Regions from separate parts of the Homo sapiens genome. Here region 2 is linked to region 1. The links are chromatin contacts, found by Hi-C or POLR2A ChIA-PET in ENCODE. All regions are on one chromosome and are shown on one strand. The core of a region is the stretch at or near the end of the contact, and the rest is flanking DNA. Distances in the headings are between cores, read along the strand shown. Region 1 overlaps PIK3R5 (phosphoinositide-3-kinase regulatory subunit 5). Region 2 holds the start of USP43 (ubiquitin specific peptidase 43).

Region 1 (3,433 bases), core at 505-3,004:
CCATCTACTGAGCAGATCTTCGGAGTAACACAGCCAACGAGAAGTAAGCCTGCAGCTTTGAAAATGCAGGAAAGGTAGGGGGAGGAGGGGAGATGGGACCCTCTGAGGCCACTGAGCTCTGGACCCAAGTTGCAACTGTGGCCGTTATCATATGATTACCATGGCTGCAACCCAATCCCTTCAACAGCCCCTGGACAGGAGCCTTGATGGGAACCTGGCAGAGTTGAGCCATGGTCCAAGAAGGAGCATTCTTGACCAGCTACATCTATCTCAGAGGAGAGTGCTGGACTGTAATAGCACAGTGCCTTGGACCACAGTTGGGAGAATGAGGGAATGGGAAGTTGGACGCCTCCTTCTTTATTCATTGCACCCATTACATGGTCCAGCATTGAGGGCTTGCTTCCATCAACTTCCACAAGTCCCCACCATCTATCTGCTAGGCAACTCAAGTACCCTCTAGAACAGCCTTCTGAACCAACTCCCAAATGTCTCACATGCCTTGGACCTGAGCTACTTAGCCTCACTAGTTCAGAAATGTGTTTTCTTGATGCTTACATAAGGCTAGTCCTTGTTCAACTCCACCCATCATCTCCCTCCTCAACCCCACCCTTTAGGCCAAGCTCTGCCTCTCTCAAGTGGGAGGTTTTTATTAGCAAGTTCTTTAAAGGGCCACACCCTTATTTTTCTCTTGTTTTGCACAGTAAAGCAAATCCCCTCACACCAACAGCTATCATAGCACCGTGACCCACAGGCTAATGTGTTGAACTCACAGGAGCCTTTGCACCTTGGCCCTACCACTGGCCAGCTCACATTTGGCATCAAATGGGTTCAGAGGATGGATTCACCACTAAAAACAACCTCAGGTCTTCAGAAGTCAGGTGGTAAGAGTGAGCCCCATCTTTTGATCACCCACTCTTGGGTTACCCACCCACTGAAGAGGGGAAGTGGACTATATTCCTGTCCCCAGGGCCAAGAAAGCCCAACCCACCTTCCAAGACCTTTCCAGATACTTTTACTGAGGCCCAAGAGACAACAAGGGCTCTGGACACAAGCTCGTGTTTCTGTGAGAGCCATGGCAATGGTTCCAGGTTGGCAGGTGTGTGTCCTAGGGCTGCCACAGTCCTTGGAGGAGGCAGAGGGTCCAGTATCAGCCTCCTCAGCCCATTTCTCAGATATGCACGGAGAGAGTGTCACTCTCCATCATGCATGAGCTCTGAATTGGAATGGGGGAGTTATCGCTCCTGGGGAGTAATTTCCACCGCTCTCCCCTTCCCCCAGAAAGTGCTCTTTCCTCTGCAAAAAAAAAGAAAAAAAGAAAAAAAGAAAAAAGAAAAAGAAATAACTTTGTCCTTGCTTACTCTGACCCAAGCTCCCCCGGCTTGGGAGTGAGAAAAGGAAGTTTTTTGTTCTAGAGATTTCCACATTAGACTCAGAGGGAGGGCTACTTTTGTGAAAAATGCTTTGTATTTTTGCAAGGTGCAAAGGACCATATGCAAATTAATCAGTTAGTAATACTTTAATTTGCTCCCAATTTTTAAACCTGAATTTTACATCTCCCTTGTCCTCCAGGGTCAAGTAGGCCAGGCACCCCCTGGTGATGTTCGAAGAATCTCCAGAAATCCCTCAACAGTTTCTTCGCCTTACTCCCTCTGAAAACACAGCTCCTGATTGCCCTGATTGCCCCACAGCCTGGCACGGGCGGGACAGGAAGCCCCTCTGCCTTGTAAACACCGTGTTGCAAACAGACACTTCCCCAGGCTCTTATGCAGAAGCTGTCACCAGACTGGGAGTGGCTTGTTGGGGGAAGGTTCCCCAGGGCTTCCCCTGCTCTCAGACTTAGCTAACTGCTCATCTTAAATCTGACTAAATGGGAGGGTGGTAAGAAGATTCCCTGCCGGGTGCGGTGGCTCATGCCTTTAATCCCAGCACTTCGGGAGGCCGAGGCGGGTAGATCACCTGAGGTCAGGAGTTCAAGACCAGCCTGGCCAACATGGTGAAACTCCTATGTCTACTAAAAGTACAAAAATTAGCCTGGTGTAGTGGCGGGCACCTGTAACTCCAGCTATTCAGGAGACTGAGGCAAGAGAATTGCTTGAACCCAGGAAGCGGAGGTTGCAGTGAACTAAGATTGTGCCACTGCACTCCAGTCTGGGCAACAGGAGCAAAACTCCGTCTCAAAAAAAAAAAAAAAAAAAAGATTCCCAAGCAGAGGGTTCTCAGCACCTGGAGTTTGCATCTGGAGTTTGCCAGAGGCTCAGGGGTCTGAAGCAGCCCAGAGGAGGACACCTGCCTTGTCCCACAGTGGATCACAAAGCCACTGGTGTCTGAAGCCCTTGCAGTTGTGCACAGAAGACCAGTGATATGTCTGGAGGGTCCTTGAGGGGAGGATGACCGAACCCCACAGAGGTCTCAGATGGGGAGCAGCCCAGCCTGCCCGATCATCAGTCATCCAAGGCTGAGGCCCGGGCCTCTTCCATGCTGGCTGCTCGACCAGGCAATCACTCATTCAGCAAGCACTGATTGAATGACAAGTGCTGGCCCCTGCAAGGCACTGGAGAGTCAGCACTGAACAAAATGATTGGAAAGCTTCCCTCATTGGGAAGGGGATGAGTGAGGCAAGAACACACGTTAGGTCTTGGGAAAACTGAGTCAGGCAGTCTGGCTGGAGGAGAGCGTGATGATTCGTGGAGAAAGGAGTGGGACTCAACTTCGAAACCTGAACAGAAGACTAAGGACTCTGGACTCTCCCTAAGCAGTGGGGTGCCATCAAAGTATCTGAACACAGTGACATAGAAGTTTTCATAAGAAGAATCTCCTGGTGAAGAGAGGAAGAGCCTGTGGTCCAAAAGGCCCACCAGAGGCATATGGTAAATAAAGCCAAATTGGGTAGGAGAGAGAACAATGGGGAAGTGAGAGAAACAAGAGCCATGGAGAAAGGAAGCACCATCAAAACGGGCTGGGGAGTGGGGAACAAGGAAGATGGAGGGAGGACTCGGAGATGAGTCCAAGGTTTCAAGGCTGGGAGTCTGGTTTCAGCAGAGACAGAAATGGGGAAGTCTGCACAGGAAGCCTGCTTTGTGGATGCAGAGTTGGGCTCTGGATATTGCTCAAGTTGAAATAGGGCATCAAGTGAAAATAACCCGCATGTACTTGGAGGCCGAAGCAGGTAGATCACTTGAGCCCAGGAGTTTGAGAACAGCCTGGGCAACATAGTGAGACCCTGTCTCTACAAAAAACACACACAAAAAATTAGCTGGGCGTGGTGGCATACACCTGTAGTCCCAGCTACTCAGGAGACTGAGGCAGGAGGATCATCTGAGCCTGGGGAGGTTGACACTACAGTGATCTGTGATCGTGCCACTGTACTCCAGTCTGGGTGACAGAGTGAGACCCTTTCTCAAAAATAAAAAATAAAACAAAAATTTGTCGGGCA
Region 2 (3,433 bases), core at 567-3,066, 690 kb after region 1:
ATTGTGAGAATTAAGTGACTAATGTACTAAAGCATCGGCAGAATTCCTGACAGGGTAGAGAGAAATATGCATGCTTTCTCAAAGAAAATGTGTGGTGTTGGGGATCTCAGGACAATTACCAAAGAAAGATGAAATTACAGAGATGCTTTATTGGAGTTGGCCATTACATCTTTCTTCTGTGCTTTCCACCAGAAGGGTGATGAAATGGACCTTGTGTCCTTGTGTATTAATCACCCAGCCGGGTATCTTTTTCCAGAGAGGGGTAAATAATGGCATTTTCCAGAACGCAAGTCTCCGATTCACAGTACCGTCTGATGTTTTAAGCATGTTATTTATCCTTTAAGTAAGGCTGCTTTTTTGCATGAGGTAACTGCTGTAACCCGGTTTGAAAGATCAAGTTTTTTGTTTGTTTGTTTGTTTTTTGAGACGGAATTTAGCTCTTGTCGCAATTTAGCTCTTGTCGCCCGGCTGGAGTGCAATGGCGCGATCTCGGCTCACTGAATCAAGCGATTCTCCTGCCTCAGCCTCCTGAGTAGCTAGGATTACAGGCATGCGCCACCACGCCTGGCTAATTTTGTATTTTTAGTCGAGACGGGGTTTCACCATGTTGGCCAGGCTGGTCTTGAACTCCTGACCTCAGGTGATCCGCCCGTCTCGGCCTCCCAAGGTGCTGGGATTACAGGCGTGAGCCACCGCGCCCGGCCAGGATCAAGAATATTTAATAAATGATGATCACTTATTAAACAACAAGTAACATTTCAGAGCGTTAGAATACTGCATCTCACATGGTGCTGATCTCTTCCTGAGCTAGAAATTGACGAGAAAGTCATTTTGCAAGACCTTGCCTGATTAATTATAAACCTGACAGTTGCATGGGATAAAGTGAGGGGTGGGGGAGGGGCCCAGGGTTACCCAGGGAATCAAGGGCGGGGCAAGGCCAAACTAATTCTGATTGGGCAATCATTCAACAAGGATCGTGCGTTAAGGAGTGAACCAGAAACCGCGTAGGGGGCGCGCCTGAGAGCCTGAAAACTTCCTGGTTAGCAAATACTGAGGCTGGAAAGGGCCTGAACTTGGCAGTCCATAGATCCAGGTCGAGTTCCGGTTTCCCTGCTTACGGATCGGGCGGCCTCCCTACGTTGCGATAACCTCTCTGAGCCCCCTTCCTTGCCGATTAAAGCAAGGGTGATCAAGTCTTGCAAGTTTTTGGAAAATGATTCTAACCCAATCTGTGGTGTAAAAAAGCAAACCACAACCACTCGGGGGCTTTTTTCACAGGGCAACACGTGGCTCCCAGTTCAGGTCCCGGGTTGGCGGGTGCAGGCACAGACTCTGCCTCCCCCCAAGGGGCAGACGGTCTGGAAGGAGGTGGCGACACCTGTCCGCACACACCTGAGCCTGCGGAGGAACCAGCGGTGCACAAAAGCGCTCCCCACCCCCACACAGCGCCCAGCGCGCGCCTCTCACCACGCCCGAGGCTGTGCTCTGGAGATGCCTGCCTTGCCCTTTTCTTCCTGCAGTAGCCAGGCCTTTACCATTTACTAGGCGCTTTCAGAATGTTCATTTCTCCGTAATTTCCACTGCTTGAAGGCTGCTCGAGGAACAGGAGCAGCGGCGAAACCCAGGTCTGTCGGTTTACGAGGTAAGGAAGGGTGGGGAATCCGACCACGAAGACTCCCAGTCAGCGCAGCGGGGGCGGCACCAGGCAGGGGTAGGGGTGGCCCGGCGCTGCCCTGGAGGGGGCTGGTCGTGCCGCCGGATTCCCGCGCGGGGCGGGGCTGCCCCGCCCTTGGCTCCGCCTCCGCCCCGTCCCCGCACACCTGGCCCGCAGGTAGCCGGCACCAGGAGCCTTAGAGAAGCTGTAGGGCCTGCTGGCCGCTCGTCCGCCTCGCGCCCGGGGGCTCCGCGCCTGGAGCTGCGCCGGCGGCAGCCATGGACCTGGGCCCCGGGGACGCGGCAGGAGGGGGACCGCTCGCGCCCCGGCCCCGCCGCCGCCGCTCCCTGCGCCGCCTGTTCAGCCGCTTCCTGCTGGCGCTGGGCAGCCGCTCACGCCCCGGGGACTCACCGCCCCGGCCCCAGCCGGGACACTGTGATGGCGACGGTGAGGGGGGCTTCGCCTGCGCCCCGGGCCCAGTTCCAGCGGCCCCCGGGAGCCCCGGGGAGGAACGCCCGCCCGGACCCCAGCCCCAGCTCCAGCTCCCCGCCGGCGATGGGGCGCGGCCGCCGGGCGCTCAGGGCTTGAAGAACCACGGCAACACCTGTTTCATGAACGCGGTGGTGCAGTGTCTCAGCAACACCGACCTGCTGGCCGAGTTCCTGGCGCTGGGGCGCTACCGGGCGGCTCCGGGCCGCGCCGAGGTCACCGAGCAGCTGGCGGCGCTGGTGCGCGCGCTCTGGACTCGCGAATACACGCCCCAACTTTCCGCGGAGTTCAAGGTAGGCAGCGCTGCGCCGCCGACCGCCCTGTCCCCCTGGTTTCGCCTCTTGAAAAGTGTGTGCACGATCAGGAAAGGGTTTTCTTGGGGCCTTCTTTAAATGCCGTTGACCAGTTCAGCCCCGGATTACCGGCTTTGTTTTGAGTCGATGTGTTACGCTGTCGCTTGCTTATGTTTTCTTTGTAAATTAATTCTCCTAGGTATTTTGAGAGGGAGTGGGGTGAGCTGGCAGATTGAAGGGTAATCAGCGTTTTTGGATTCAACAAGCATTTGTTGAAGTATTGAAGGCTTGTGGGCCAGACAGTGTTCTAATGCCAGCTCTAGAGCTTCCAGTCTGGAATGATGTGGGGTAGGGAATGGGATGTTGAAGGCCAAGGCCTCAGAGGAAGGAGGTGATGCTTGCGTTGAGATCTGAATGATGAGAAGGATGCAGTCAGGGCAAGCTGTAGGACTAATCCAGGCAGGAGGAACAGCAAGTACAATTGCCATAGACCCGAAGGAGCTGAGTGCTGGAGACAGGGAAAGAAAAGCAGTGGCGTTGGAGCTTAGGAGGCAGATGAGTTTCGCCAGATCACGTAAGACCTAGGAGGCAACGGTAAAGAGTTTGGATTTTATTCTAAGCCCAGTGGAATCTGACAACCTACAGGCCAGGTACCGTGCTGAGTGCCCAGCAAAGGCAGTGAGCGTGCTATTTTGGAGATAGCATCCTTTTGTTTAAGGCGCATTCAATCCCCTACAATGTATGAGCACGGGCTTGCATTTTATTGTCTGCAAGATCACGGTCTACTTACTCGGGTTGCTGCCGGGTCGTGAGGCTTTGTAAATTGTTTGTATCACTTCACCCGGGATTAAAACGGGGTGTTTGTTTGGGGTCCCAGTTGGATTAAAGCGTTCCTGATAATTGATGCACATGGCTTGCTTCCTGCAAAAAAAAAAAAAAAAAAAAGAAAAAAAAGAAAAAAAAAGAAGAAGAAACCCGCAGCTCTGGGCAGAGAACT

What was found. A loop is a pair of places that touch in the nucleus more often than their neighbours do. ChIA-PET counts read pairs that join two places held with the same protein, here RNA polymerase II (POLR2A).
Region 2: a loop to region 1 is called in a map with no recorded cell type, with 10 times the contacts of the local background. The contact joins the promoter of USP43 here to the enhancer-like site in region 1. A Hi-C loop is called at or near these places in 1 of 37 single-sample maps with no recorded cell type. POLR2A ChIA-PET finds 5 or more read pairs at or near these places in 1 of 52 experiments (OCI-LY7).

What each region holds. Positions count from the first base shown.
Region 1 is chr17:8,952,762-8,956,194 of GRCh38, forward strand. The region is part of intron 1 of PIK3R5 (phosphoinositide-3-kinase regulatory subunit 5); the gene reads right to left. Among named protein-coding and RNA genes, the nearest start is that of PIK3R5, 11 kb to the right of the region's middle. RefSeq lists enhancers at 1,921-2,422, 2,423-2,922. Within about 2 kb of position 1,755, at least 11 of the 41 ENCODE cell types and tissues checked have a DNase peak (open chromatin) inside an H3K27ac peak, as active enhancers do.
Region 2 is chr17:9,643,701-9,647,133 of GRCh38, forward strand. It overlaps USP43 (ubiquitin specific peptidase 43), which reads left to right and starts at 1,817. Exons shown (of 15, transcript NM_153210.5): 1 at 1,817-2,436. The coding sequence starts at 1,933. LOC124903924 (a long non-coding RNA gene) reads right to left here and starts at 1,727. Exons shown (of 2, transcript XR_007065615.1): 1 at 1,536-1,727; 2 at 130-807. It overlaps LOC107985011 (a long non-coding RNA gene), which reads right to left. Exons shown (of 3, transcript XR_001752790.2): 2 at 3,227-3,357; 3 at 2,405-3,017. It also overlaps a transcript of CFAP52 not described here. RefSeq lists a silencer at 1,690-1,749 and enhancers at 2,058-2,705, 3,395-3,433.